2 separate regions of the Homo sapiens genome follow, and region 1 is linked to region 2. Evidence: chromatin loops called from intact Hi-C (ENCODE). Cell type or tissue: B cell. All regions are shown on one strand. Links, peaks and the distances in the headings refer to the core of each region. The heading gives the core; the rest is flanking DNA.

Evidence for each region. A loop is a pair of places that touch in the nucleus more often than their neighbours do. Peaks named below come from ENCODE experiments on the same cell type or tissue, not always from the same donor. Only the 100,000 strongest peaks of a DNase experiment are listed, where the experiment ranks them.
Region 1: it touches region 2 in a loop (7-fold over the local background); 6 of 110 quality-filtered maps call a loop at or near these places.

The regions. Positions count from the first base shown.
Region 1 is chr1:180,856,173-180,872,755 of GRCh38, reverse strand. XPR1 (xenotropic and polytropic retrovirus receptor 1) reads right to left here. Exons shown (of 15, transcript NM_004736.4): 12 at 8,882-9,048. LOC124904464 (a long non-coding RNA gene) reads left to right here. Exons shown (of 2, transcript XR_007066760.1): 1 at 1-10; 2 at 11,956-16,583. Among named protein-coding and RNA genes, the nearest start is that of LINC02816, 42 kb to the left of the region's middle. In B cell, for the core only: CTCF peaks have their summits at 9,173 and 9,374 (motif pointing right); a DNase peak (open chromatin) is centred at 9,375.
Region 2 is chr1:181,157,723-181,174,006 of GRCh38, reverse strand. No RefSeq gene overlaps it. Among named protein-coding and RNA genes, the nearest start is that of LINC01732, 8.6 kb to the left of the region's middle. RefSeq lists silencers at 7,146-7,215, 7,226-7,275, 13,360-13,654 and an enhancer at 14,243-14,362. In B cell, for the core only: CTCF peaks have their summits at 7,025 and 7,233 (motif pointing right); a DNase peak (open chromatin) is centred at 7,266; H3K27me3 peaks cover 235 bases.

The sequences.
Region 1 (16,583 bases), core at 4,655-12,654, 300 kb after region 2:
TCCATCTGAGGTACCGGGTTCATCTCACTAGGGAGTGCCAGACAGTGGGCGCAGGCCAGTGTGTGTGCGCACCGTGCGCGAGCCGAAGCAGGGCGAGGCATTGCCTCACCTGGGAAGCGCAAGGGGTCAGGGAGTTCCCTTTCCGAGTCAAAGAAAGGGGTGACGGACGCACCTGGAAAATCGGGTCACTCCCACCCGAATATTGCGCTTTTCAGACCGGCTTAAGAAACGGCGCACCACGAGACTATATCCCACACCTGGCTCAGAGGGTCCTACGCCCACGGAATCTCGCTGATTGCTAGCACAGCAGTCTGAGATCAAACGGCAAGGCGGCAACGAGGCTGGGGGAGGGGCGCCCGCCATTGCCCAGGCTTGCTTAGGCAAACAAAGCAGCTGGGAAGCTCGAACTGGGTGGAGCCCACCACAGCTCAAGGAGGCCTGCCTGCCTCTGTAGGCTCCACCTCTGGGGGCAGGGCACAGACAAACAAAAAGACAGCAGTAACCTCTGCAGACTTAAGTGTCCCTGTCTGACAGCTTTGAAGAGAGCAGTGGTTCTCCCAGCACGCAGCTGGAGATCTGAGAACGGGCAGACTGCCTCCTCAAGTGGGTCCCTGACCCCTGACCCCCGAGCAGCCTAACTGGGAGGCACCCCCCAGCAGGGGCACACTGACACCTCACACAGCAGGGTATTCCAACAGACCTGCAGCTGAGGGTCCTGTCTGTTAGAAGGAAAACTAACAACCAGAAAGGACATCTACACCGAAAACCCATCTGTACATCACCATCATCAAAGACCAAAAGTAGATAAAACCACAAAGATGGGGAAAAAACAGAACAGAAAAACTGGAAACTCTAAAACGCAGAGCGCCTCTCCTCCTCCAAAGGAACGCAGTTCCTCACCAGCAACAGAACAAAGCTGGATGGAGAATGATTTTGACGAGCTGAGAGAAGAAGGCTTCAGACGATCAAATTACTCTGAGCTACGGGAGGACATTCAAACCAAAGGCAAAGAAGTTGAAAACTTTGAAAAAAATTTAGAAGAATGTATAACTAGAATAACCAATACAGAGAAGTGCTTAAAGGAGCTGATGGAGCTGAAAACCAAGGCTCGAGAACTACGTGAAGAATGCAGAAGCCTCAGGAGCCGATGTGATCAACTGGAAGAAAGGGTATCAGCGATGGAAGATGAAATGAATGAAATGAAGCGAGAAGGGAAGTTTAGAGAAAAAAGAATAAAAAGAAATGAGCAAAGCCTCCAAGAAATATGGGACTATGTGAAAAGACCAAATCTACGTCTGATTGGTGTACCTGAAAGTGATGTGGAGAATGGAACCAAGTTGGAAAACACTCTGCAGGATATTATCCAGGAGAACTTCCCCAATCTAGCAAGGCAGGCCAACGTTCAGATTCAGGAAATACAGAGAACGCCACAAAGATACTCCTCGAGAAGAGCAACTCCAAGACACATAATTGTCAGATTCACCAAAGTTGAAATGAAGGAAAAAATGTTAAGGGCAGCCAGAGAGAAAGGTCGGGTTACCCTCAAAGGAAAGCCCATCAGACTAACAGCGGATCTCTCGGCAGAAACCCTACAAGCCAGAAGAGAGTGGGGGCCAATATTCAACATTCTTAAAGAAAAGAATTTTCAACCCAGAATTTCATATCCAGCCAAACTAAGCTTCATAAGTGAAGGAGAAATAAAATACTTTATAGACAAGCAAATGCTGAGAGATTTTGTCACCACCAGGCCTGCCCTAAAAGAGCTCCTGAAGGAAGCGCTAAACATGGAAAGGAACAACCGGTACCAGCCGCTGCAAAATCATGCCAAAATGTAAAGACCATCGAGACTAGGAAGAAACTGCATCAACTAATGAGCAAAATCACCAGCTAACATCATAATGACAGGATCAAATTCACACATAACAATATTAACTTTAAATGTAAATGGACTAAATTCTGCAATTAAAAGACACAGACTGGCAAGTTGGATAAAGAGTCAAGACCCATCAGTGTGCTGTATTCAGGAAACCCATCTCACGTGCAGAGACACACATAGGCTCAAAATAAAAGGATGGAGGAAGATCTACCAAGCCAATGGAAAACAAAAAAAGGCAGGGGTTGCAATCCTAGTCTCTGATAAAACAGACTTTAAACCAACAAAGATCAAAAGAGACAAAGAAGGCCATTACATAATGGTAAAGGGATCAATTCAACAAGAAGAGCTAACTATCCTAAATATTTATGCACCCAATACAGGAGCACCCAGATTCATAAAGCAAGTCCTCAGTGACCTACAAAGAGACTTAGACTCCCACACATTAATAATGGGAGACTTTAACACCCCACTGTCAACATTAGACAGATCAACGAGACAGAAAGTCAACAAGGATACCCAGGAATTGAACTCAGCTCTGCACCAAGCAGACCTAATAGACATCTACAGAACTCTCCACCCCAAATCAACAGAGTATACATTTTTTTCAGCACCACACCACACCTATTCCAAAATTGACCACATAGTTGGAAGTAAAGCTCTCCTCAGCAAATGTAAAAGAACAGAAATTATAACAAACTATCTCTCAGACCACAGTGCAATCAAACTAGAACTCAGGATTAAGAATCTCACTCAAAGCCGCTCAACTCCATGGAAACTGAACAACCTGCTCCTGAATGACTACTGGGTACATAACGAAATGAAGGCAGAAATAAAGATGTTCTTTGAAACCAACGAGAACAAAGACACCACATACCAGAATCTCTGGGACGCATTCAAAGCAGCGTGTAGAGGGAAATTTATAGCACTAAATGCCTACAAGAGAAAGCAGGAAAGATCCAAAATTGACACCCTAACATCACAATTAAAAGAACTAGAAAAGCAAGAGCAAACACATTCAAAAGCTAGCAGAAGGCAAGAAATAACTAAAATCAGAGCAGAACTGAAGGAAATAGAGACACAAAAAACCCTTCAAAAAATCAATGAATCCAGGAGCTGGTTTTTTGAAAGGATCAACAAAATTGATAGACCGCTAGCAAGACTAATAAAGAAAAAAAGAGAGAAGAATCAAATAGACACAATAAAAAATGATAAAGGGGATATCACCACCGATCCCACAGAAATACAAACTACCATCAGAGAATACTACAAACACCTCTACGCAAATAAACTAGAAAATCTAGAAGAAATGGATACATTCCTCGACACATACTCTCTCCCAAGACTAAACCAGGAAGAAGTTGAATCTCTGAATAGACCAATAACAGGCTCTGAAATTGTGGCAATAATCAATAGTTTACCAACCAAAAAGAGTCCAGGACCAGATGGATTCACAGCCGAATTCTACCAGAGGTACAAGGAGGAGCTGGTACCATTCCTTCTGAAACTATTCCAATCAATAGAAAAAGAGGGAATCCTCCCTAACTCATTTTATGAGGCCAGCATCATTCTGATACCAAAGCCGGGCAGAGACACAACCAAAAAAGAGAATTTTAGACCAATATCCTTGATGAACATTGATGCAAAAATCCTCAATAAAATACTGGCCAACCGAATCCAGCAGCACATCAAAAAGCTTATCCACCATGATCAAGTGGGCTTCATCCCTGGGATGCAAGGCTGGTTCAATATACGCAAATCAATAAATGTAATCCAGCATATAAACAGAGCCAAAGACAAAAACCACATGATTATCTCAATAGATGCAGAAAAAGCCTTTGACAAAATTCAACAACCCTTCATGCTAAAAACTCTCAATAAATTAGGTATTGATGGGACGTATTTCAAAATAATAAGAGCTATCTATGACAAACCCACAGCCAATATCATACTGAATGGGCAAAAACTGGAAGCATTCCCTTTGAAAACTGGCACAAGACAGGGATGCCCTCTCTCACCGCTCCTATTCAACATAGTGTTGGAAGTTCTGGCCAGGGCAATCAGGCAGGAGAAGGAAATAAAGGGTATTCAATTAGGAAAAGAGGAAGTCAAATTGTCCCTGTTTGCAGACGACATGATTGTTTATCTAGAAAACCCCATCGTCTCAGCCCAAAATCTCCTTAAGCTGATAAGCAACTTCAGCAAAGTCTCAGGATACAAAATCAATGTGCAAAAATCACAAGCATTCTTACACACCAACAACAGACAAACAGAGAGCCAAATCATGAGTGAACTCCCATTCACAATTGCTTCAAAGAGAATAAAATACCTAGGAATCCAACTTACAAGGGATGTGAAGGACATCTTCAAGGAGAACTACAAACCACTGCTCAAGGAAATAAAAGAGGACACAAACAAATGGAAGAACATTCCATGCTCATGGGTAGGAAGAATCAATATCGTGAAAATGGCCATACTGCCCAAGGTAATTTACAGATTCAATGCCATCCCCATCAAGCTACCAATGACTTTCTTCACAGAATTGGAAAAAACTACTTTAAAGTTCATATGGAACCAAAAAAGAGCCCGCATCGCCAAGTCAATCCTAAGCCAAAAGAACAAAGCTGGAGGCATCACACTACCTGACTTCAAACTATACTACAAGGCTACAGTAACCAAAACAGCATGGTACTGGTACCAAAACAGAGATATAGATCAATGGAACAGAACAGAGCCCTCAGAAATAATGCCACATATCTACAACTATCTGATCTTTGACAAACCTGAGAAAAACAAGCAATGGGGAAAGGATTCCCTATTTAATAAATGGTGCTGGGAAAACTGGCTAGCCATATGTAGAAAGCTGAAACTGGATCCCTTCCTTACACCTTATACAAAAATCAATTCAAGATGGATTAAAGATTTAAACGTTAGACCTAAAACCATAAAAACCCTAGAAGAAAACCTAGGCATTACCATTCAGGACATAGGCGTGGGCAAGGACTTCATGTCCAAAACACCAAAAGTAATGGCAACAAAAGCCAAAATTGACAAATGGGATCTAATTAAACTCAAGAGCTTCTGCACAGCAAAAGAAACTACCATCAGAGTGAACAGGCAACCTACAACATGGGAGAAAATTTTCGCAACCTACTCATCTGACAAAGGGCTAATATCCAGAATCTACAATGAACTCAAACAAATTTACAAGAAAAAAACAAACAACCCCATCAAAAAGTGGGCGAAGGACATGAACAGACACTTCTCAAAAGAAGACATTTATGCAGCCAAAAAACACATGAAGAAATGCTCATCATCACTGGCCATCAGAGAAATGCAAATCAAAACCACTATGAGATATCATCTCACACCAGTTAGAATGGCAATCATTAAAAACTCAGGAAACAACAGGTGCTGGAGAGGATGTGGAGAAATAGGAACACTTTTACACTGTTGGTGGGACTGTAAACTAGTTCAACCATTGTGGAAGTCAGTGTGGCGATTCCTCAGGGATCTAGAACTAGAAATACCATTTGACCCAGCCATCCCATTACTGGGTATATACCCAAAGGATTATAAATCATGCTGCTCTAAAGACACATGCACACGTATGTTTATTGCGGCACTATTCACAATAGCAAAGACTTGGAACCAACCCAAATGTCCAACAATGATAGACTGGATTAAGAAAATGTGGCACATATACACCATGGAATACTATGCAGCCATAAAAAATGATGAGTTCATGTCCTTTGTAGGGACATGGATGAAATTGGAAACCATCATTCTCAGTAAACTATCGCAAGAACAAAAAACCAAACACCGCATATTCTCACTCATAGGTGGGAATGGAACAATGAGATCACATGGACACAGGAAGGGGAATATCACACTCTGGGGACTGTGGTGGGGTCGGGGGAGGGGGGAGGGATAGCATTGGGAGATATACCTAATGCTAGATGACACGTTAGTGGGTGCAGCGCACCAGCATGGCACATGTATACATATGTAACTAACCTGCACAATGTGCACATGTACCCTAAAACTTAGAGTATAATAAAAAAAAAAAAATTAAAAAAAAAAAATAAACTAATATGTGTATAGTGTTATATCTTGATTACTCAATTTTAGATATTATTCACTGACTGATGATTATGATAAATTTAATGAGGATTATTATGAGGATTTTAACACATTCACATGGCTCACTGTTCCCTCTCCTTCCTCGCAATATAGTGATAATGCAATTTTTGGGTAAATCCACATTCACTTTATTATTAGGCTTAACTGAAGAACTGCAATTTCATGTGCCTTTCAGAGTCAGTCTTAAGCTATTCACCATGACCAATGTGGAAACTGGTGTCACCAAAAATGTGGAAGTCTTTCAGGAGGAATACACTTATCTTTGAGGTCAAGAGACACAGAAAAATTAAGTGTGAATATAAAGATGACAAAAATTGTTCCTGGACCTGGGATGTGGTGCTTAATATTATGCATTCCTAAGAACTGATTTTAAGAACTGTTAATCCCTAAGAACTGATTTTAAGGTTCATATACCTGTGTTCTAAATTTTTAATGAAGCTCCACTGGATTCCACACTTTTCAAGCTGGATGAATTTTATTCCAACTATCTGCCTTTTGTTTTAGTTTTTTGTTTTTGTTTTTTTTTTTAAGACAGGGTCTTGCTCCATCGCCCAGGCTGGAGTACAGTGGCATGAACATAGCCCACTGCAGTCTTGAACTCCAGGGCTCAAGTGATCCTCCTGCCTCAGCATCCCGAGTAGCTGGGGCTACAGGCGTGTGCCACCATATCCAGTTATTTTTATTTCATTTTATTTTAGTAGAGTCAGTGTCTCACACTATGATGCCTAGGCTGGTCTGGAACTCAAGCAATTCTTCTGTCCTGGCCTCCCAAAGTGCTGGGATTACAGGTGTGAGCCACCACGTCTGGCCAGTATTTTTTAAAATTAAAGGAATGTGGTGATCCAGCAGAACATCTTTCTTATAAGTTTGCAAATTATAATGTAGGAAAGTATTTATTTTGTTTTTTAGAGTCATGAAAATATGTAACAGCAAAGAAACTAAGTGAAAAATTATATTCACTAATTTTATTACCTAGAAATCACTATGTTAGAACTATGTAAAAGCGGGAATGGATCAACATTTATATAAAGATACAAACAATTTATCTAAGCAATTATCATAATAAGAAACAAATGTTTTGGGAGGCCGAGGCAGGCGGATCATGAGGTCAGGAGACTGAGACCATCCTGGCTAACACGGTGAAACCCCGTCTCTACTAAAACTACAAAAAATTAACCGGACGTGGTGGCGGGCGCCTGTAGTCCTAGCTACTTGGGAGGCTGAGGTAGGAGAATGGTGTGAACCTGGGAGGTGGAGCTGGCAGTGAGCCGAGATCGTGCCACTGCACTCTAGCCTGGGTGACAGAGCAAGACTCTGTCTCAAAAAAAAAAAAAAAGAAACAAATGTTTTATAGCTCTCAGAGGGCAAGAACAATGTAAACAGAAATAAAACACACATATTTGGTGAGCACAAAAGGGCCATTTTTAACTGAGCTCCTATCTACTCTCTGATTATTAATTTTCTTTTCAAATTAGATTTATAAAAATATGTCTAATATCTTGGTCATATATTCTAATTTCTCACATTGGGGGTATTGCTATAGTTTAGGTAAAAAAGATCACTGTCAACAACTCTCCCCTTTTCCCCTTTATTTGTTCATCTGAAGTTACTCTACATATCATTCTTTGAATTCACCATTCCTCACACCTGAAAATGGCCTTCCCTACTTACCAATTGAATATTACACATCCATACACTTTTCCAAATACAATTTTAAGGTTCTAGTGACATGCTGATAGAGTAGAAAATGTTAGTGACCTAATCTACACTTCCCTCTCCATCACAGAATTTTAGACTGGGAAAAGATCAAGAGATAATCTAGTTTAACATACTTACCTCATAAACAAGAATCCACTATAGTCTGGTTGCAGACAATTATATAGCTAGTTAGTGAAAGAGCTGGGATTAGAATTTACATTCACATTCAGGATTACCAGTTCATTGTTTAATTTCTTTCAAGGTCTAATCATGGTATTTATCCTTTACTAAAATATCTGAGTACAGATATTTTTGATTTTTTGACTTTTTAATTCAGCCCCTCTTGTCTTTTTATTAATACATAGAAAAAATCCTAAAATAATTCCTAAAGAATTATTCCTAAAGAATTATCTATGTTTTCTGATTGAAATGGCACTTGATTTTAACAAATATTAGATGAAATAAATGAAAGGAGAAGTCTTCTTGATGCAATCAAGCAGAGTCAGCCACTCCTTCTCCTTTGTCTTTTCATGACACTTTTCATTTAGTCAAGTATTTATTCATTCATCCCAGAAACATTAAGTCTACTATAGACCAGTAATTATGCTTGGAAGTGAAGAATATGGACACCTAAGCACATTATTATAATACAGTGTGATAACTGCTATAATGGTAGTTTATATAGGGTAAAAAAAGATTAAGATGAATAGCTGACTATGCTAGGAAAAATAAAGAAAGGCTTCTTGGAGAAAGTAACACTTAAACTGACTTTTAAAGAGGAGGAACAGGTGTTTACAAAGCAGACGAGAGAGAGTGTTTCAGACTGAGGGCATTCCATGTTCAAAAACAAATCATAAACTACAGTAAGTTATTTATTCTTCCATTCCAGTCTTTATCGCATTGTATTGCAATTTGTTTACTTATCTGAACATAGTTTATGGCTTTCCTTGAGAATGAGAATTTTACTTTGTTTTGATTTCCTATAGTACCTAGCATATAGTAAACATCTAATATATTTTTGCTGACCGAATGAATTAGTATTTTTGTTAATTATTTTTCTAATTATATTAGAGTAATATAATTAGAGGTTGGGTCTGTACTGCAACAGGATTAGCTAGTGGTATACCTAAGTTTGTTCTTTTAAACAAACACACTCTTTATACATACTTTTTGGGGGTATACAATCTCTTCCCGGAGGAAAGTGTTCTCTCCAGCATTCTTATCGAAGAGACCCCAGTCCATCTTGAGATCCCAGATGAGGGTATAGCAGGAACTGATGATATAAAAGACAATCCACAGGTAAAAGAACACCATAGTGTCCGAGTGACCTCGTTCTGAAGAAAGAAGAGGGAAAGAGAAAAGAGAAAATTACTACATTTAAGTAAAATTTTTCATTAATAACACTAATTAAAACAGATTCTTAAAATAGCTCCATAAGAAAGCAAAGCTTTAAACAGATCGTAGGAAGATCACTGTCTAACAAAGGTTAAATAATAAATATGATTTCCCTGAGGTCCAAAGCAATCATCAAACATTTATTGAATACATAACACTTACACAAATGTATAAAAGTTTTGGAGGCTCTATGCTGAATACATAAAAATCTGTATAATTGCAATGAAGGCGTCGAATGTTACAAAAGATGCAATTTTAACTTTTGCCATCAGGTGGCAGCCTAGTGCAAAATATGAAAAAGATTCCTGAAACACTACTAACAAGGAATGTGCATTTGCTTCAAGAAATTCTTGGATTGTTTTTACTTTAGAACATTTCCTTCATACACTTAGATGTTGTCCATACTTATCATGATGGCAACCAGATAATCCTAAGTCTAGATAAAATGCCCGAAAACAACAGAGTGATAAGGATTTTACCCTTAAGGATATGTATGAAAGCAAATTTCTCTCAAGTCACAAAGCAAAGTATGATATTTTAGCTTTTCTTAGAGGGTGTTTATTGATACAAAGGCCTAATTTGCTGGGAACACTATAAAGTAACCTTTGGCTTTATGCTGAAAATACTTATTATAAGGCACACTAAATGAGAATAATGATTCACAAATATAGTTATACAATTTAATCATTTCTGCTTCATATACTATCTAATGAAATTCTTCTTTGGTAAGCTCTAGAGTCCATTGTGAAATGTCTCTAGGTGTGCTATAGGTATATAACTACTAATATGGTTCTGCATCACCAGGAAAAAAAGGCGTACAAATCTAATTCAAAAAAGTTTAAATTTTGGTCAGTTTCTCAAAGATATAGAAAGTGAAGGATATATCATGCATCGTTCATAATTTTTTTCTGTTAAAATAAGCAAGTGTTCATTAACCACTTTTAGGTTATATTAATGTGTTAATAAGTACAGTATGATTTAAAGGCACCCCTTAGAAGTTTATAATCTAGAGAGTGAAACATTCATTCATTATAAATTGATAAATTTGAGCTCAAAATGAAGTATAAACAAAGGGCTATGAGAGCACCAAGGCAAATGGGAATGTTTCCAACAGTAGGAAGTAAGAGAAAGCAGCATTTGAGTTAGTTCTAGAAGGATAAATAAATAGTATTGCAAAAGTCAGGCAGATAAGGTGAGGTCATTCGAGGCTGAAGGAAGATACTGAGAAGGCAGATAATGAGAAGGTGGGGGGAAGTACAGGTGTGTTTGAGAAGCTACAAGTTACCTACATCTAGTGTAGGTGACATATAGAAGATGTGAGAGAAATGGTATGATTTAAAATGAGGCTGAAAAAGACTCATCTGGGTCTGACTGTGGAACGCCTTCGTGGGCTTTAGGATCAGATCTGTATTTTAGAAAAACAACTGGTTGGCAAATTACTTGCAATCAATTAGTTAAAAAAAAAATAGTTGCCTTGGAGCTTCAGTGTTGTGTGAACATCAGTTCTCATCAGCTTATGAGAGGCCAATTGTTAAATTTTCAGAAACTCTGGAAGCTGGTTGTCAAACTCAGTCATTATTAAAAATTAACTTACATAACTTTATAAATAGCTATATTAAAACAAAGGTAACACATACTCAAAATTCATTACTTTTTAATTTTATTAATTTTTGCTTTTATTCTCGAGGTTGGATGTATTTATTGTACTTGCATGATGGAAATACTGTATAATGCTGTGCTACTGTACATCTTTTCCTCACTCCACATTCAGTGTTATCATCTTAGTAGCTTGAAATTGGCTATAGTGGAAGTATTTACACCGTGGAAATCAGCAAACACTAGGAATCAATGCTCCTTATCCCCACTCCCACCCAAGAGCTGGTTTCTTGAACATATACTAGCACATCACTGTTTAGCTGCTTCTCTTAGAAAGGCAGTGGTAGGGAAAGAAATTGGTATTTCTTTAAATGGTCCACATGTGATTCTCATGAATAGCCCAGCTCTGATATAATCACATTTTCACATTTAAACTATTTCCACAAAAATTTTTCTTCATTAAAAACAAATTGAGCTGAATATTTATACTACAACATTATGTCATAAATTATCAACTTAAAATGCCTAAAAAATTATTTACTTACTATCTAGGTATAGTTCGTGTGTTCTGACATGTATTTATTTCATTCTATGTGCAGATATAGGGTCTAGCTGAGAAGTGTCATTCAATAATTCACATCATGGCTACATTAAAAAAGATACTACAATTCATCTACTAAGGTTCACAAAGAATAAAGCAAATTTGGCAACTTAGTAAAATTCACTCCTCATATTTTCAAAACAAGATCCACACAGAGATAAAAAGGCAAGGAACTTATTTATATTTACAACACTTAAAAAAACTGAATGTAAGGTATGTGCCAGGTATTTTACAAATATTGTCTCATTTAATTTTCCTAATAATAAGCTATTGTTTTGTCTGCTAGTAAAAGGACATGAGAATAGAGTAATAGATACATTTAGTAGGAGATAACAAAATGAGTATTTCTCAAGTGAGTATAGGTGATATGGAGTCTTATTACAGAAAGCTGATTTTCTTTCTTTCTTTACTAATTACTGAAGAAATAATCAAGTGTAAATTATTACATAAAAGGAGATTGTGAAGAGGAGTAAAAATGTTACATGAAAAAGGAATTAATAATGAAACTAAAAGCAATGTGCTAATTTTCTGGTATTTCTCCTAGATTTTAAATGTAAATCTTATCCTTAGAGTGTAATTCTTACAGTGGTACAATGGATCTGGTGTTTCTCTCTTGCAAGCCCATGTTATTTCTTTTTTTTTTTTTTAGTCACATCCTGCTCATTTTGACAAACGCAGAGTCATGTACCCATCACTACAATCAAGTTACAGACCATCTCCATAACTCCAAAGAATTCCCACACACTCCATTGTAGCCCCACGGACAACCACCAGTCTGTGTTCTCTTCTGGTAGTTTTGCCTTTTTGAGACAGTCACATAAAATGGAACCACTTAGTATATAGCATTTTGAGTTTGGTTGTTTTCACTTAACATAATATATTAAAGATTTATCCATGTTGTTGCATGTATCAGTGGCTTATTTCTTTTTCTTGCTAAATAGTATTACTTTGTAAGGATGTATACAAATTGTTTATCCATTTACTTGCTGATGAACATACAGACTGTTTTCAGTTTTTGACAATTCCAAAAAAGTCACTTTACAAATATTCATACACAAGACTTTATGTAATATGTTTTCATTTCCCTTGGATAGGAGTGAGACTGTTGGGTTGTATGGTAAGTGGATGTTTAACTTTATGAAAATCTTTCAAACTGTTTTAAAGAGTTATTGTACCATTTTGCATTTTCACCAGCAATGTAAGAGAAATTTAGTTCCTCCTCTTCTTCAACAGTATTTGATACTGTCATTAAAAAAAATTTAGCTACTCTAATAGACATTTTGTAGTATCTAGTTGTGATATTAATCTTTACTCCTCTGATGACTAGTGATGTCAGGCATCTTTTTATGTGTTTAATTGTCATATGTGTATCTTTTCTGGTGATGGATTTGGTAAAATATTTGGCCAAAAATTTTGAGGGGGAATTTCTTGTCTTATTATTATTGCATTGTCTGAAATTTTAAAATTTATTCTGTATTCCAGTTCTCTTTCTGATAGGTTTCCTGCAAATATTTTCTGTTAATGTGTGGCTTGTCTTTTCATTTTCCAAACAACATTTTTGAATGTATTTATTCACAACTTTAAAATTTTGATTAAGACAATTTTGATTAAAAACCATTTAAAAGTATCTTTCTTTTCTGAATCACACTCTAATTTTTTATATTAGAAGTCCATATCATTTCTATGCAATTTCTATGAAACATACATGAGGACTTACTGCCTTTTAAATAAATATTCTTACAGAATATTTCAGAGTAAGTAATATTTTATCTGATGAACTTCTTCAAACAATGATTAGCACACACTTGGTCTACAAATGCTACATTTTGGTCTCATTTTAATTACTACCATTATTTGATCTTTCCCATCTCTCAAGTGAAGAATGCCTCTCTCCCTGAAATCATCTGCCTTCATTGGTATTCAGGAGATGTCCTGGAAAGATATTATCACTTTAGGCAAGCAATTACATCTTATTCTCTCTTGGCTAACCCTGGTAGCACACTTTAGTGATATTCAGAATCACAGAAAATCAAGTCATTGCTATTCTACTCTAAGCTTCTATCCAGTATATGCCTGCCACATTCGCAGCATAATTCATATTGGACATATTTATGGCAATGGTATCCATGAATTTAAAACAAATAAAAATAAAAATAAATTTCTTACAGTTTTGTACCCATAGCCATTGTGTGAATGATTAAAAAAGAAAAAAGGAAAAGGACTAAAATACTAAAGGGACAATGTGGGAATGATTTTTTAAAAAGAGAGAAGGAAAAGTACTAAAGAGAGAAATCAGAAAAATTACATATGGAAATCAACTTGAATCATGTTTCAGGGTGGATATTTCAAAAATGAAAAATGTGGCACCACGTGAAAAGAGAACTGGTTTGAAATAAAATAAGAAAACACAACAGACTGGACCTAGTTTTCAAAGCCCAAACCTATAAAGGTAAACTGAATTATGACTGAGTTTAGGATCTAGCAAATCCTGGATCTATTTCTATTACCAAAAAAAAGAAAAATCAAACCTTTGAATTGTCAGATTAATACTGTCCTCCAAAAAATGAACAAATATAGATATTCCCCGATCTTTAGTGTGTTTTAGTTACATGTGAGATCACATATATTAATCCCTCAGGTGATTATCATCTTTATCCTTAGGGCAGACAAGACAGACATTATTATTCCCATTTTATAGTTAAGGAAACTGAAGTTGAGGGAGATAGTTAATAAATGGAAAGATAACTAGATTTAAAGTTAGGAGACCTGGGTTTGAATATAGACTGCCTCTTCCAAGCTTTGTGGTTACAGAAAATTCACATTCTTAAAATGATTGAGACAAAAAAGGAACTCATAGGGCCTAAGGCTAAATGGGGGAACCAGAATGAGGAATCCTCATCTAAGGAACATTTTGTACTAGACAGCATTGCTTCTCTAAGTCCATCTCAACTTTAAAACGAAAAAAGTAGTTTCATAAAACCATGAAGTAACATTACAAAATTTCTAACATAGTGTGGGAAAATAGAATTTAAAAGTTATTACACATATTATTGCTTATTTCATACTGTATATAAAATTATGTTTATGGGAAAAAAACAGAAGTGGTTATCTCAGATGAGGGAAGTAAGATTAAGGAAGAAAGTGGGCTGAGGAAAATAATTGTTATTAGGGTGGTTATACAAATGATTTAAGTAAGACTTTAATTTTGCTATATTTTTTGTTTGTTTTTGTTTTGAGATGGAGTTTCACTCTTGTTGCCCACACTGGAGTGCAATGGTGCAATCTAGGCTCACCGCAACCTCCACCTCCTGGTTCAAGCGATTCTCCTGCCTCAGCTTCCTGAGTAGCTGGGACTGCAGGCATGCGCCACCACGCCCGGCTAATTTTGTATTTTTAGTAGAGACAGGGTTTCTCCATGTTGGCCAGGCTGGTCTCAAACTCCCAACCTCAGGTGATCTGCCTGCCTCGGCCTATCAAAGTGCTGGGATTACAGGTGTGAGCCACCACACCCGGCCACTATATTGTTTTTATAATAAAAATAGTACATAGGAATTCCTTTACTAATTCAAGAACTGTTTACTACTGAGTATATACTATAACCTGCATTATTTATTGTATAACTAGAATACTAAAGACTAACTCCAAAAAAACATCTGCTTGCTTGTATATTCAGCAAACAAATACTGAATGTCTACTGGGTAACCTAACTAGGTACATTCTAGGGAATGAGAATATACTGAAGAACTACTAAGGGCCAAGTCTAAAAGAGGAGAGAGAATTTAGTCAAAAACACAATGTATAGGTACAGTTCTGGAACTGTGCATAGAAAAGGAATCAATAAGCCAGGAGGGGAAATAGCCAGGAAAATCTTCCTGAAGGAGGTACTACTTGAGCTGAATCATGAAAGGACTTGAGTTAAACAAGTTTATGGGGCAGAGAGAACCATTTCAAGCAGAATAGAAACCATTCATTCAATAAAGAGTACCTGCACATGCCAGATATTATTCTAGGTACCAGGTACACAACAGTGAATCTTATTTACTAATGGTCAGACAAATTTCCTGCCTCAGTAAAGCCTCCTATTTCGTAGGGGTAGACAATGATCAGATATATAAGTAAAGATGATGATTTCACACAGTGAAAAATACCATGAAGAAAACAGAACAGGATGATAAGACAAAATTCCTTCAGACAGTATTCAGGCAGAAACAGCGTTCAGGCAGAGAAGGTTTCTTAAGTTGGGACTTGGGTACTGACAAGGAACCAGCCACATTTTCATGTGAAGGTGGAGAAAGAGTATATGTAATAATAAAATTTCTAGTAACCATATTCAAAAAGGTGGAAACAGGTAAAATTAATAATATATTTTATGTAATCTATACCTAAAATGTTATCACTTTTACATTTAATATATAGTCAAAATAAAATTGATATCCTTCACAGTTTTTTGTTTCAAACTAAGTCTTCAAGATCCAGTTTGTATGTTATACTTACGGCACATTTCGATTTAGATTAGGCACACTTCAAATGCTCAACAGACTGATGTAGCTGGTAGTTAAATTATGCAACAGTGCAGCTCTAGGTATCTTTGGGGAGATGAGTTTGAGGTGTAAAGATTGAAAGCAGTGTATTAATATGGCTGTGGCAACAGCCCAGTGAGAAACAATGAGGACTAGAATTGAGTATAAGTTTAAGGAACAGAGAGGTAAGGCAAAAATTAAGAAATACTTGGGAACTAAAATTGGCAGGACTTGGTAAATTTTGAAGGTGAGATGAAGGATACAGTCAAAAATAACTCCTAGTTTTTAACCTGGGTGAGTGGCATGGTGCCATAAACTAGGTTAGAGAACATGGGGCTTGAAGCATGCTTAGGAAAAAAAATGAGTTTATTTTTTGACGTGTTGACTTTAAGGTACTTACGAAACATCGAGGTGGAGGAAGCCCAGAAAACAACTGGAAAAAACTAAAAAGCTTCAGATACAGACTGGGGAGTCACACAGACAGTGGTTGCAACCATCAAAATAATTTAGAAGCTCTTTCTATGAAAAGGACAGGCTACAATGAGAGATAAGTCTTCCATCTATAAGGGGAATCACACTGTGTTTGACTACACTTGGTTGAGTTTATTTCCAGTTTTTTTTTTTAATACCAAAGACTCAAAGAGATGAGAACTCTCTGAAATGTTACAGAGCTTCTCTTTATCTCTTAAAAAATTTAAATTCTAATTCTATGTTTGTTTACATTTCAAGGTTTCTAAATATGTGTTAATTACTATAG
Region 2 (16,284 bases), core at 3,634-11,633:
GCAGCTCTCAGCCTCATTTCACCCAGCCCCTATTCAAGATGGAGTCACTCTGGTTCCAACGCCTTTGACAATGACGTGCCAGGCACCTGCCCCACCCTGCTGAGGTGGGACCTTGCCTCCCAGAGTCCTTCTATCAGCTCCTCCTCAACCCCAGCTTCAGATCCCCCAACACCCAACCCCAGGCTTTCCCACAGTTCCAGGACAGCTGCAGCCCCTGGTTACACCTTTTTGCTAAGGCTGAACCAGGGCTGGGCAGTCTCAGGAACTGGCGTCTCTGAGGCCGGGATGGTGGCACCTCCTTCAACTTTGCGGGGAGGGGTACAGAGACAAGGCAGGGATGAGAGCGGGATAGGTTAATGTCTCAAGGTCAGTTTCACACTTTTTTCTTCTGTTCTTTTGCCTCCTGCTTCCTCTCTTCCCCAGAAAACACCCTGGCTTTTCTCCCTCTAGTTCTCCATCCTCCCCTACCTTAGCTAGTGACACTCAGTGCATCCAGCACTTTCCATAGTCAGTGCATGGAGAAGGGCATTCACGGAGTCTATGCTGGGGCTCTCGCTCCCCCCACCCCACCCCACACATGGGAATCACATTCTGAATGATGTTCGATGGGAAAAGAGGCCAAGCACATGGACACTGCCCCACCTCAGCCCAGGGTGACCACAAGAGCTGCAGAGCCAGAAGGGCCACTCCCAGTGCCACCATCATCCCTGATGGCTGTGAGACTCACCCCCACAGAGACTCAGTTTTCTCTTCTATAAAATGGAGATCATCCCTTTCAGGATGACCGTCCCTACCTGTGGTCCCCAAACTACTGTCATAACTCACAAAATATCCATGATATGGAAGAATCGTTGTAACAGCAGAACAAGGAAGAAACAGAGATCATGGCTGCAAGAACCTTAGACTGCATGGGCACCTGGGGCCAGAGGTCAGGGGAACCTACAGCATCCAAGACCAAGCCTTAACCAGGGAAAGCACCAACTTTCACAATGGTTTTATACGCTGGAACAGCCCCCAGGCCCCTTCCATTGTCCCCCCTCAGGCCCCAGCACACCCCACAGGGCCAAAGAAGAGGTCCTCTAACCGCCCAAGGGGTTCACCTTGCCTCCTGCCTAAACAGAGCCAATTTATCAAGACAGGGGAATTGCAACAGAGAAAGAGTAATTCACGCAGAACCAGCTGTGCGGGAGATCAGAGTTTTAATATTACTCAAATCAGTCTTCTGGAAAACTCAGGGATCAGAGTTTTTAAGGATAATTTGGTGAGTCAGGGGCCAGTGAATCAGGAGTACTGATTGGTTGGCCAGGGGATGAAATCATAGGGAGTCAAAGCTGTTCTCTTCTGCTGAGTCAGTTCCTGGGTGGGGGCCCCAGAACTGGTTGGCAGGTCCAGGTGGGGCCATCCAGTTGTTAGAAATGTAAAAACCTGAAAAGACATCTCAAAAGGCAGATCTTGGGTTCACAATAGTGATGTTACCTTCAAGAGTAACTGGGGAAGTTGCAAATCTTACGACCTCTGGAATAATGGCTGGTAATAGTTAGAATTCTAGCCACTGTCATCTTGACTTCATAGCTGGTGGCCTTTCATTTGTTTTACAAGAACAGTTTAGCCTTTTGGGAAGGGCTATTATATAAACTATACACTAAATTCCTTCTCAAAGCTAGTTCAGCCTATACCCAGGAATGAATAAGGACAGTTTAGAGGTTAGAAGCAAGATGGGGTCAGTTATGTCTGGTATCTTTCACTGTCATAATTTTCTCAGTTATGATTTTTGCAAAGGTGGTTTCAGTCTCTAGAGCAATCCTGTCTCTTATTGCCACACACTGGTGAGGCCAGCATTGTCCTTGGAAGAAACAACTTCCCTAGACATTCCACATCCCGTGCAGGCTGGTTCCAACAGTGACAGTCCTTCAGGTGGCTGAGTAGCCCGCAGAGACAGGGAAGTGAGGCAGGAGAGAAAGCACACTTTTTCCAGTCATAACTGCCTGATTCTTCCTATAATTCCTCAGCTGGCTGTGGGGGCCGCGAAGTGATGTGAGGAAAGCACAGAATGGGCCCTCGGGAATTGCTGGTTCTCTCCCCACTGCTGCCCTACAAGGGGCCCCTGCACAAGGCCCTCAAAGCCTCTGAGCCTCCGTCACCTGTTAAACGAGTTGACAAGTGGCCCTGATGAAACTGCCTTTGCAAAAATTATAACAGAAAATTATGACAGCAAAAGAGATCTGATCTAACCAACCCCCATTTTGTCTTTAACCTCCAAACTTTCCTCCATCATTCCTGGGCATGGGCCAAGCTACCTTTGGGAGACATTTAGTTTACAGTTTAAATGGTAATAGCCCTTCCCCAAAACTAAACTGCCTTTGAAATGAAAGGTGGTTTACTAATGAAAATCTATGAATGAAAGGCCACCAGGTTAAGAGGATGAGAAGAGACTAGATGCTGCTGAGGTGTAGACATAAACGATTACTGGCCATTATTCCAGAGGTCAGAAAATTTGCAACCTCCCCAGTTAATTCTGCAGATCACAGCACTATCACAGAACCTAAGACTGGTCTTTTGAGATCTTTTTCAGACTTACCCACCTGGACAAGTGGCTCAAGACTCAGCCAGCCTGTGGCTCCCCGACCCAGAGGTGGACTCAACACACAAGGACTGTTTTCCGCAGCCCTAGGATTGCATCCCCAACCAATCAGCAACACCCATTCCCCCTGCCTGCCAAAATAACCTTGAAAAACTCTAGCCTCCAAAATTTGGGGGAGGCTGATTTGAGTTATAATATAGCTCTGGTCTCCTGTTTAGCCATCTCTACGTGAATTAAACTCTTTCTCTATTGCAATTCCCCAGTGTTGATCTTCAGCTCTTTCTGGGCAGCAGGCAAAATGAACACACTGGGTGGTGACACCATTACCTCATGTATGAGGGCCACCTTGAAGTGACCTGGCACAACATACAAATGTGTTACATAAAAGAACAACAAGGAATAAAGAAAAGAATTGGTTAGGCAGTGCATTCATTTCCTAGGGCTGCCATAACAAACTGCCACATACCAGGTGACTTAAAAAAACAGAAATCTATTGTCTCACAGCTCTAGAGGCCTAAAGTCTAAGACCACGTTGCCCTCAGAAAGGAGCTGTTCCAGGCCTCCCTACAGGCTTCTGGTAGCCTCAGGCATAGATGCCTCGCTCTTCACAGGGTGTTGCCTCTTCACAGGGTGTTGTCTTCACAACATCTTCCCTGTGTGTGCGTTTGTCTCTGTGTCTAAATTTCCCCTTTTCATAAGGACACTACTCATATTGATTAAGGCCCACCCTAATGAACTTATTTTAACTTGATTATCTTTGTGAAGACCCTATTTCCAAATAAGGTCACGTTCTGAGGTACTGGAGGTTAGGACTTCAACATATCTTTCTGTGGGGACACAGTTCAAGGGTTGGTAAACGTTTCAAGGGTTGGACACAGGAAAGGGTTGGTAAACATTTTCTGGAAAAAGCCAGATAGTAATATTTTAGACTTGTGAGCCACTGTCTCTGTCACAGCTACGCACTTCTGCTGTGGCAGCCTGAAAGCAGCCATAGACAATACATAAATGAATAAGCCTGGCTTGTTCCAATAAAACTTTATTTATAACAATAAGTTGTGGGCTAGATGTGGTTGGCAGGCCATAGTCTGCCAATCCCTAGGTTAGAACACCAATTTTAAAACAAGGAAAAAGAGTTTCTGCAGCCTTTCTGAAAGAGGGGACTCAGTCAGGGAACCAGAGATTCGGAGCAAAATCTGAGTCCCCAGAAGTGCTAAGAGGGGAGTCAAGGAAACTCCTGGGGTTTAAGAACGTGGACTCAAAATGCGGGAGGAAGACAGGGCACCCTGGAGGAGTTCCACAGAAGGCCCTTGGCTTGCCCACAGGCACTAAAGGCTGATCTTACAGCTGAGGAAACTGAGGCACCAAACGATCAAGTGACTTGCCAAAAGACACAGCTAGTAGAGGAAGGATTCCATCCCAATCAATGTGATTCCAGGGGCTGAGCTTGTAACCACTAGCAATTACTCCAGAGGACAAAGAAACAACAGAGGATCAGGCACTGGGAGCTGGGTGTCTCAGGCCGAGTTCTTCAGGGGTTGGAGTCACAAGGGTGGAACACAAGGGGGCCAGGGAGTTAGAAAGGGCCAGTAGAAAGCAGCAGCGTGTCAGTCATTAGAATGTGCGGGCATCAGCCTTGCTGTCTAAACATCATCAGGAGGGTCTTTACCAATACCCCCCACGGAACAAAGCTATAACACCTCTCCCGCAGAAGCAGTGGAGATGGGCGCTCTTACTCTGAGTTAACAAAGGTCTTATGAGTTGTGTTCAACATAAACTAATAAATACATACTCAGGGAATCAGTTCACCAGGATTGTAAAGAAATAAAAATAGAAACAAGGTCAGGTACTAATGGGAAGATGCTAATTGTGCTCTGTCATGGAACCTCACCCTTGTTGGCCTGTCATCTTCACACTTCATTGAAAATCCATTAAAACGATTGTGAGGCCATTAACCCTGACTTTCAGGCAGAAGCTTCCCTTGGGCGCAGTTGTGTGACTAGGGTTCTTTCATTAATATTTAGTGTAATTGCTTGAGAGCCGGATAATTGTGATTACAGACTGCCACTTAAATATGGAAGGGGAGCATGAAGATGGGATCTTTTCTTTGCATCTTTTTTATTTTTAATATGTGTGGAATCATCTCCCTCAGGCAAGATAATATATTAAAACTTGAATTTTTAAAACAAAGAGAGGGCTGATTACTCGGTCTACAAAAGAATTCACCACAGGATTCCTTAAATTGTGAGCTCCCAGAGCAATCAAAATTATTTGATTTACAAAATTTCAATCTGCTGGCATCTTTTCCATATTATGACTCTACCATAAAGGTTATATTTGAAAAAAGAAACACAGCTACTAATGAGTGCCGTAGAGGCTGCTGAGTGGAGAATTAAGGCCTGCATTTATAAACAGGGTGACCAGAAGACATACCTTAAGGACACCTTGAAATTCAGCCTTGATGCCTGGGATAGGACTGTGACTTGCTAGGACATGCAGTCAGACAGATGAACCAAGGGGGACACCAATTAGAGATGAGAGGACCCTGAGACCAGTCTGCAACTTGGAGCAACTGCAAGAAGATGCTCCTTCCAGAGTACAGAGGGGAAAACTGCTGCTCCCAAAAAAGATTCTTCCCCCTCTGTCCCTCAGCCCCATGAAATGGGACAAACTGATCCAGTACCACCTCAGATTTAGGCCTGTTAAAAGCCTGGGAGGATATTAACGACCTTCCCCATAAAACAGTGGCTTTCTCTTCTTATATTTTATCAGCTTCCATTGCTCTGCATTTAAAAGGAGGCACACAAAATTGCAATGCCATCCTCCAAGGTGTGTGGCAACAGCCAAGGTGAGTGGAACAAACGTGAACAATGTTTCTTCTGCTCTCACACCACCAACAACATCAATACAGAAGACTTTTGGCCGGGCTCAGTGGCTCAAGCTTATAATCCCAGCACTTTGGGAGGCCAAGCCAAGCAGATAGCTTGAGGCCAGGAGTTCGAGACCAACCTGGCCAACATGGTAAGAACCCCTTCTCTATTAAAAATACAAAAATGAGCCAGCTGTGGTGGTACACACCTGTAATCCCAGCAACTTGGGTGACTGAGGCATGAGAATTGCTTGAATCCAGGAGGCGGAGGTTGCACCACTGCATTCCAGCCTGGGTGACAGAGCAAGACTCTGTCTCAAAAAACAACAGACTTCTGTGACCAAATACTCGGTGGTTTTACCCCACCAACATGCAAGCAATCAATTCAGCAGCAGACGTGAGCTGCAGGGGTATCTTCCAATTCAATTCGGACACTGTCTACCTGGAGATAGCATCAGATCCCACAGGTTGAGGGCTCAGTCCCACAAGAATGCCTCCCTCTTCCTCCAGACACCAGTCACAGATCCTCAAGCTGGGCTTTCCACATTTCTTTAGGTTTGATTAATTTGCCAGAGTGGCTTACAGAACTCAGGGAAACATGTTTACCAGATTATGAAGGATATTACAAAGAATATAAACAAAGAGAGGCATAGGGCAAGGTATGGGGGAAGAAGCATGGAGCTTCCATACCTTCCCTGAGCACGCCACCCTCCAAGAACCTCCACGTGTTCGGCTATCCGGAAGTTCTCCGAACACTGTCTCTTTGGGTTTTTATGGAAGCTTCATTATGAGGCATGATTGATAAAGCCACTGGCCATTGGTGATCAACTTAAACTTCAGCTCCTCTCCCCTCCCCGGAGATTGCAAGAGCAAGGACGGAGTTTGGAAACCACCGCCCTTGACCTTTGCTGTCCAAAGCAGTAGCCACTAGTCCCATGTGGCTACCCACAATTGCAGTGAGGCTGGTCTGAACTGAGGTGTGCTATAAGTGTAAAATTCATACCAGATTTCAAAAACTTATCAAGAAAAGAATATACAATATCTGGTGAGTAATTTTTACATTGATTACATGTTGAAATGATAATATTTTAGATATATTCGGTTAAATAAATTATATCATTAAAATGAATTTAACATGTTTTTTATTTTTTAATGCGGCAACTAGAAAATTTTAAGTTACTATGTGGCTCATGTTATATTTCTGGGTTTTTTTTGTTTTTTTGTTTTTTTTGGAGATGGAGTCTCATCACCCAGACTGGAGTACAGTGGCACAATCACGGCTCACTGCAGCCTCAACCTCCCAGGCTCAAGTGATCCTCCTGCCTCAGACTCCCGAGTAGCTGGAACTACAGATGTGCACCACTACCGCTGGCTAATTTTTTTATTTTTTGTAGAGACAGGGTCTCGCTATGTTGCCCAGGCTGGTCTTAAACTGCTGGGCTCAAGCAATTCTCCTTCCTTACGCTCCCAAAGTGCTGGGATTACAGGCATGAGCCACCATGCCTGGCCTCAGCCCTGTGTGATATTTCTATGGGACAGTGGTGCTTAAATGATCAACTTCAATGGGAGAATGTGTGTACCTCTACATACAGAGGTAGATATATAGTTTCTGATTATATAAATAAATATAATATATTTGGCTTTGAAAGACCAAATAAACAGGACTTGAACTTTTTTTTCCATGAATGGTAGGAAAGTTATGACTATGAGAACCTTAATGTTTGCTATGAACGGCTTGGGGTGGCTTTACTCACTGTTCCAGACTACAGAGTTGATGCCTGGGTTGACCACTAGAGAGCAGTGGCGTATATAAAATGTGAGCGTTCACACAGCCATTAACTGTGAAGACACTCCGCCCAGCCCACATGCAGAGCCACTACAGGGTCGGCACTAGGTAATGATTAAAACCCATGCTCTTTCCCTCCCTTTTAAGTGCCATATGCCTGGGGAAGAAGAAAAGACTACAGAAAACTGGGTAGAACTAGAGCTGACCCTTAAACTGTGAGGCTCAGACAGCAGCAAAGCAGGAAGGCCATTCTGCGTGAAAAACATCAGATGTTCAAAGGCAAGTGTTCAAAGACCCAGGCGCGGAGTCACGTTTACCTTCCTGGCTCCGAGGCTATCAAAATGCGGGGCCTGAAGCAAGCCACTGGGCCTTGCTTCTGTAAGATGAGGTAGAGCTAGGTGAGCTTTAACATGTCCTCCAACGTCAGCATTGCAGCCATTCCAGAGTGAACCCCGCGGGCCTGCTGTTCCAATAGGTTTAATGGGGGACACAAACACCTTCCAGGCACAATGGTACTGTAAATCCATGCTTTAAGTGCCCCCCACCACTCCAAACACCTAGCAATAATACATAAGATATAAAAATTTTAAAAATGAAAGTCCAAGCCTTGCTCCGGAAGATCAGCATCTTGGCCGGGCGCAGTGGCTCACGCATGTAATCCCATCCCTTTGGGAGGCTGCTGCAGGTGGATCACCTAAGGTCAGGAGTTCGAGACCAGCCTAGGCAATATGGTGAAACCCTGTCTCTACTAAAAATATAAAAATTAGCTGGGCGTGGTGGCAAGTTCATGTACTGCCAGCTGCTCAGGAGGCTGAGGCATGAGAATCGCTTGAGCCCAGGAGGTTGCGGTGAGCCGAGATCACGCCATTGCATTCCAGGAAAAAAAAAAAAAAAAAAGATCAGCATCTCCAAGGATCAGAGAAACACAGAAATACAATTCTACAGCAGAAATGGTGCTATAGGTTCTCCAGGTCACCACTCAGGCAGAGGTGGCCAGGAGCTTTTCTCTTCTCTTGTGGTAAAAGGGGAACTATACATGGCCAGGGGTTCCCAGTCCAGAAACTGGGTGGGGCTTTCACACCCAAGAACCAGGAATATAAAATGCTGGGGCTGAGACTTATACAAAGCTTCTTATCCCAGTTGAAGAGGAACCTTGCCAAAGAGGTCCCCTGGCTCAGTGTTGGGATCAGCAACGTCCCCAAATCATGGCAGTATGGATACCTGAGCTGACAATTGAAAATCTGGTTCTGAATTGGGGGCTGCGAGGACCAAAAAGAAGCTACTGCAAAACCACTAGGTTGAAAGGGAATGAGCATAGAGAGAGACTAAAATTACTAATAATAACTCCCACAAGAGAAAGACTAAAAAGGCAGTCAAAAAATGTAATCTAAAAATGTAATGGTAGGAATTGAATTCACTTCAGAAGAAGTGAAAATGGTAGGGCAATGTGACACTGACTTTTTAAGGAATTGATTATTTATTTAGCAAATATTCTAAGCACCTACCATGTCCTAGACACTGTTTTAGGTGCTCAAGATACAATAATCAACAAAACAAGACTGCTGATATGGTTTGGTTCTGTGTCCCCACCCAAATCTCATCTTGAATTATAATCCTTTATAATCCCCACATGTCAAGGGAGGGACCAGGTGAGAGGTGCTTGGATCATGGGGGTGATTTTCCCATGCTGTTCTCATGATCGTGAGTGAGTTCTCACAAGATCTGATGGTTTTATAAGGCAGTTTTTCCTGCTCTTGCATGCTCTCTCTTCCCTGCCACCATGTAAGATGTGCCTCCTCCCCTTCCACCATGATTGTAAGTTTCCTGAGCCCTCCCCATCCATGCAGAACTGTGAGTCAATTGAACCTCTTTTCTTTATAAATCACCCAGTCTCAGGCAGTTCTTTATACCAGTGTGAAAACAGACTAATACAACTACCTTCTTGAAACTTACATTCTATGGAAGAGACAGAAAATTTTTTAAATTATGTAATATGTCAACTATTAAAAAGTGCTTGAAGAAATGTTTAGGATCCTCAAAGATATAAAGGAATGACTAACAACCATTTATAAAAACATAAACTATGAAACAATAAATAGGCAAACTAAAACAAAAGCAAGTTATAAAAGAGAACCAATTGAAATGAAAAATATAGGTATTAAAATACATAAACTCAGGCCAGCCACAGTGGCTCACTCCTATAATTCTAACATTTTGGGAAGCTGAGACAGGAGGATAGCTTGAGCCCAGGAGTTTGAGACCAGCCTGGGCAACATAGCAAGACCCCGTCTCTACAAATCATTTCAAAATTAGCCAGGCATAGTGGCGTGCACCTGTGGTCCCAGCTACTTGGGAGGCTGAGGTGGGAGAATTGCTTGAGCCTGGGCAATCAAGGCTGCAGTGAGCCATGATCACACCATTGCACTCCAGTCTGGGCAACAGAGTGATACTCAGTCTCAAAAAAAAAATACATAAACTCATAAGTATTGGATAAACTCTATGTTGTCATGGTAGAAGAGAGATCCACTAATTAGGAGGCAGTACTGTAGAAATCACCCATAATGCAACACAAAGAGGGAAAATGTATTTTTTTAAATATGAAAGGGCAGCTAAGAGATACAGAAGATACACTGACGGGCATCAACATACAGCTAATAGGAATTCCAGAAGAAAATAATAAAAGGAATGAGAGAGAAGTGATGTTCAAAGAGATAATATCTGAAGTTTTCCAGTATTAAAGTTAGAATTCACTAGATATGGATACATAGAAACTTGTATTTTCACTGTGATATAGCTAAGTGTCTATATATTACAGTGAAACTGTGAGACATCTCAGGATAAAGAAAAAAAATCTCATTGGGGGAAAAAAAAGATTATCTACAAAAAAAAAGAACACTGATGGGAGGAACATCATCAGAAACAGATGCCAGAAAACATGGGAGGAACTCACAAAGTGCCAAGAGAAAGTTACTATCAATATAGAATTTTATACCTAGCTAAACTGTTACTCATTCAAGAGTGAGAGGAAAATATATATACTTTTCTATAATAATTAAAAGAAATTATAGCCCATGTTCCAGGTAAAAAATTTATGTGGAATGACATCACATTGAAAATTACAAAAGTTTAGAACTAAACTACAAAAGCACTAAATATCTAAGCAATAATGACTATTGCTATGATGTATTGCTTCCAGCTGTGAGCCAGGCATTATATCATATTAGACATTTCCCAACTAGCATATCTCTTAGCCCTCAAAGTCATGTTATTAACTAGTTAGTGTTAACTCCTTTGTAAGAATTAAAAAAGCTTTTGGGAGAACAAGGTAACTATACTCTTATGAACTAAATGTTTGTGTCACTCAAAATTCATATGTTAAAATGCTAACTCCCAATGTGATGGTATTAGGAGGTAAAGCCTTTGGGAGGTAATTAGGCTTAAATGAAGTCATGAATGTTGGTCTTTCATAATGGGGTTAGTACCCTTATAAGAAGAGGAAGAGACTGTAGAGTTTCCTCTCTCTCTCTCTGTCATTTGAGGATACAGCAAGAAGGTGGCTGTCTGCAAGCCAGGAAGAGAGCCCTTACCAGACCTGAACATGTTGGTATCCTGATCTCAGACTTCCATCCTGAAAATTGTGAGAAACAAGTAAATGTCTGTTGCTTTAGCTGCCCAGTTTAGTATTCTCTTATAGCAATCTGAGCTAAGATGCATGCACAAAAATCTGGGTCTATATGAAGATAAGGAGCCAGTGAAGGTACAGATGGAATTTTATTGACACTTGAGAACAATAATAGGGGGCCTGAGCCAGGTACACACAGCTGTTTGACAGGGAGGAGGTGGACAGCATTCTAATTCAGAGGTATTTCATGCTAATGATTACTTTTCTCCTGCTTACCTTTCTCTAAGTCTAGCCCAAGCTTTCCTCATTTGAAATACAGTTGACCCTTAAACAACATGGGGTTGAACTGCTTGGGCCTACTTATATGCAGATTTTCTTCTGCCTCTGCCACTCCAAGACAAGACCAACCCCTTCTCTCCCACCTCCTCAGCCTACTTAATGTAAAGGCTATGAGGGTAAAGACTTTTATGATGATCTACGTCTACCTAATGAATAGTAAATGTATTCTCTCACTTACAACTTTCATAATAACATTTTCCTTTCTCTAGCTTACTTTATTGTATGAATATAGTTATAATACACATACAAATTATGGCCAGGTGTGGTGGCTCATGCCCATAATCCCAGCACTTTGGGAGACCAAGGCAAGTAGATTGTTTGAGCTCCAGAGTTCAAGACCAGCCTCGGCAACATAGTGAAACCCCATGTCCACAAAAAAATTAGCCAGGCATGGTGGCTCACACCTGTGATCCCAGCTACTCAGGAGACTGAGACAGGAGGATCACTTGAGCCCAGGAAGTTGAGGTTTCAGTGAACTGAGATCATGCCACTGTACTCCAGCCTGGGCAACAGAGCAAGATCCCATCTCTAAATAAATAAATAAAACAAATTATGTGTTAATTGACTGTGTTACTAGGGCCTCTGAACAGCCAGGCAAATACTTTAGCAAACCTCAGAGGTGCTGGTCTGATAGGTCCCGGAACTGGCTCCCCCTTCCTTGGAGGAAAATGTACCCCTTCTCTGAAATCAAAAAAGAGCACAGGGTGCTTTTCAGCATAACTAACAACCCCCAGGACTGGAAGAGGGGAGTCTTCTTGCTTCCTAACACTGACAGAATTAAGAGTAATGAGGAGACACTTCATTTCTCACTTGCACAGCCTCATGTGGAAATGAACTGAACAAAGTAAGTTTGCTGTTAAATCTTATTCTCTTGGATCTAGAATGCATTTCTCCTTATCCCCTCTCCTTCTCCCCCTGTCCCTTGCCCCCACTTCTCCACCCCCAGTGTCCTCTAAATCCTGGGCACACCTTCCCCACTCCCAGCCTGCAACCCCAGGCATCTGGCTGGTGATGCACCACACAGCCTCGTCCTTCCCAGCCCAGCTCGTCTGGTGTCCCAGCTGCTCATTTTCTCAGCCACTACCCAGGCTAGCACCCGAGTTTGCAGCAGACCTTGTGTAGACCATCCTGCCCGGGTGACAGCTCTCCCCAGGCCTCCTCACAGAAGATGCAGCTGTCTTCCTGAGTGGCCACGTGTGGACTGCATCATCTTCCGGTGCTCATGACTCCCAGTTGCTTATTACATAAAACCCAGCCTCCTTAGCAGAAGCTTGCGTCTTCTTTCAGCCTCACCTCACCCCTTCCTTCCCCCATCACTGTTTTTCCTGGGCTGTGCTCTCCACCCCACACATGATGCAAGGCCACCAGCGCCCTCCCTCCTCTGATAGCTGGCTTCAAACTCTGACCCCAACCCGCTCCCTGCCTCTCCTTTGCGACCCCCTCATGGCTCCTCTGATATCCCCTCCAGCGCCCCCTACACCCAACATCTAGGTCCTCGGAGCTCTCCAGAAGCATGGACCATCTGCCTCACTCTTCTCCATGCCCCTTAATTCCATTGTCAGTCCCTAATAGGAAACAGAAACTGAAAGAACCATGACTGTGCCCAGCTTGCCACAGGCCTCAGCCCACTGTGCCCAGTACCTCCCCGGTACCCAGGAGAGAAAGCTAGCAGATTCTGGCTAGCAGAAACTGCTTGTCCAATGCGGCCCAGAGCCCAGGCCCTGCTTCCCAATGACAGTCTGCTGCTCAAATATCCACCTGGAAATACTCGTGACAGTGAGCCACAAAGATCTGGGGACCCCTACAACCTTCTAGGGAAGTTCTTTCCTTCATTGCCAGACCACTTGCTAAATGCCAGGCCCTGCACAGAGCACAGAGGCGCAAAGCTAGAAAGACAGAGCCGGCCTTCACGGGACCCCCAAGGCAGCAGGGTGGACCAGCAGGTATACAGCTGTGACTGCATGGTGGGAGGAAAGTGGCCTTTGGGAAATTGGCTTTCAGGAGGCCAGAGGCCTGCTCCCCAGTGGGAGGTTGTGGGGGTCTGTCCCACAGACCCTGACCCAACGATGGATGAATAACGTACAGTGACACAGATATTCTGCTTGTCAGTCCAGTTAAGGGTCTGGGCCCCTCACAAACACCAAGGAAGGTGCTGTAAAGAGTAGCAGCCGTGGCCTCAACTAGCTGGTCCTGCCAGCATTTATCCAGCACACATTAAATGACAAAGGCTTTGAGTCAACACACCTATGGGTAATTAATCTGGTTGCCCTCCCCCAAAGACAGCCATCCTGCCCACGAATGGTCAAAGGTTAGTCTTAGGACCACATGTGTAAACATGCTATTTAGATAAACTCCCTTATATGCCTTTGTATCTGCGCCCTAAGCTCTTAGGCTCCTGAAAAGAGAATCTGGCTGCCTTCAGCCAAACTATCTGAAGCTATGCAGAACTCCCCAGCCTTCCAAGAAGATTTGTGTCTATATCCTATAACTCCATCTAAAATTTTTTCCACCAGCCTGACTGAACTCCCACATGAGGTGCCACAGAAAATGAGAACTGGGACGAGAGGAAAACAAGCCTGTTGCTCCCAACCCCTTTACACAGGGAGGCCCACTTATTCTCATAGTTCGGAGCCAAGCATCTCAGGGCACCCACTGGAAAAGGAAACTAGAAAGAGCTTCCACCTCGAGGGCTTACAGCCAAATTGACACGGAAGTCCTCAAAGGACCACACCTTCCCTCCAAGGAGCAAGGTCTCTGAGCCAAAGACCAGCCCCACCCATTCCTGCCTGACAGTCTTCGGAAGTCACCCAACCTCCTCAGCCTCCACTGATCTACAGCAGGAGGCTGCGGGACTGCATCTCAGGGTCTTAAGTGAGAGCAAAGTACGCATTTGGTAAACAGCAGCTAATGGCCCCTGTGGATGTGTGGTTGTGCGGGTGTTGTGGTTGCTGCTGTTGTGGCTTGTGTGGTTGCTGCAGTTCTGGTAGTTACTGCACTTGTGGTGTGTGGTCAAATGGCTGTGGTTGTTGCAGCTATGGTTGTTGTGTGGTTTGTGGCAGTTGTGGTTGTGAGTTTGCGTGGTTGTTGCAGGTATTCTGGTTCCTTCATCACAGATGGAGGAGGAGGCCAGCCACTGGGGAGGGGTGGCCTCTGAACACCTGGCACCAACTCATCACACAGCAGCGCCAGGCTGTGCCCAGACAAGCAAAGAAAGGGGAGGGCAGAGAAAGGAAATTCTCTTCAGATGAGTGTATGTCAGAAAGGAAGCCCCACAGCCCTCTCTGTGGCCATGGGTGACTCCCTCGCACTGCTGTGTAGGCCTCTTATCTGGAGCTGAAGCGAAGTCCAAGTGCTTGAAAACCTGAAGGTGCTCCTGCTTGCAGCACCTCTGTTCCCAGGAACATGCTCCTGTGCAGGAACCCATTATGGGCACCACCAAAAATAGACCCTGCCCCATCCCATCCCACTGTCCTGAGATGCCCAAGCAAGCCCAGCAGGTAAACTGATAGCCCCAGGGTGTGGGGACAATGGCCTTGGATCACACCAAAGGCCCAAGTGCAGGGTCCAGCCTGCTGACCACCTCCTTGACCCTGGACCCCAGAATCAGAATAAGACAAGGTGGGCTGGCACAGCCCTCCAGTAGGCAGGACCTGGGCATCTCCTGGCTCACCTTCACCCACCATTCATGCAAGAGCCCTATGAGTGGATCAGAGCCATGGTGAGGCCACACAGTGTAGCCAGCACAGCAGGCGGAGACCTTCTGCCCCTGGTACCCAGGCTGGAATTTTACAACTGCCTTAGGGAACTCAGGTCCTAAGCAACATATCCCCCTCCCCTGCACCCTGCTCCTAATCATACGTTTATTGAATTTTTAAAAAATATATAGATAATATTTCATGTGACCCAGTAGTCATATGCACAGAAGGAAATACAGTGAAATATCCCCTTCCCATAGTTTCTCTTAATCACCCAGAGATAGTTTATGAAAATACAAACAAATATGCCCAGGTATACATACAAAAGAACATGATGTAGTAATGAGAGTAAAAATTCTGAAGCCAGACTGCCTGAGTTCAAGACGTAGCACTGTCCCTCACCAGTTAGTATGTGACCTTGGACAGCTTCTCTGTGCCCCAGTTACCCTCATCCACAGAACAGGACATAATTGTGGTACCTACCTCACAAGGGAGGTTCAACACTATATATCAGCTCTCACTGTCACATATGTTCTTTCCCATTCTACAGAAATGATAGCACACTTTTGCACACACTGTTCTGCACCTTATTTTTTCACTGTGAAGTGTATCTGGGAGGTTATTCCCATATCAGTACATAAAGAACTTCCTTCGAGGGCCGGGCAAGGTGGCTCACGCCTGTAATCCCAATGCTTTGGGAGGCCGAGGTGGGTGGATCATGAGGTCAGGAGTTCGAGACCAGCCTGGCCAACATGGTGAAACCCCATCTCTACTAAAAAAATACAAAAATTAGCTACTCGGGAGGCTGAGGCAGGAGAATAGCTTGAATACAGGAGGTGGAGGTTGCAGTGAGCTAAGATCATGCCATTGCACTCCAGCCTGGGACAGAGTGAGACTCCATCTCAAAACAAAACAAAACAAAACTTCCTTTTTTTTTTTTTACTTGCATTAAAGATGAACTAATCTTAATTTTTTTAGAGCTGCATAGTATTACATTGCCTCAACATACAAGAACTGATTTAGTTGCTGCTTTTCTGATAGACATTTAAAAGGTTTCCAGTCTTTTACTCTTTCAAACAATGTTGCAGTGAATAACTTGGTACATACTTCATTTTGTCCAAAAGTGACTAGGATAAATTGCTAGGAGTAGAAAGCTAAACAACAGGTGTGTACATTTGTCATTTTTGTCACCTATATAGGCTGTATAGATTTAGTGTCCCGTCGGCAACGTATAAGAGTTTCTGTTCTTCATACCTTCACCAACAGTATATAAACAAATTTTTAATCTTTTGTCAATTTGTTAAGTAAAAAATGATAAATGCTATCTCTGTTGTTTTATTTTACTATTTCTCTTACTATGAGTAATGTGAAGCAGCTTTGTATATGTTCATAAAA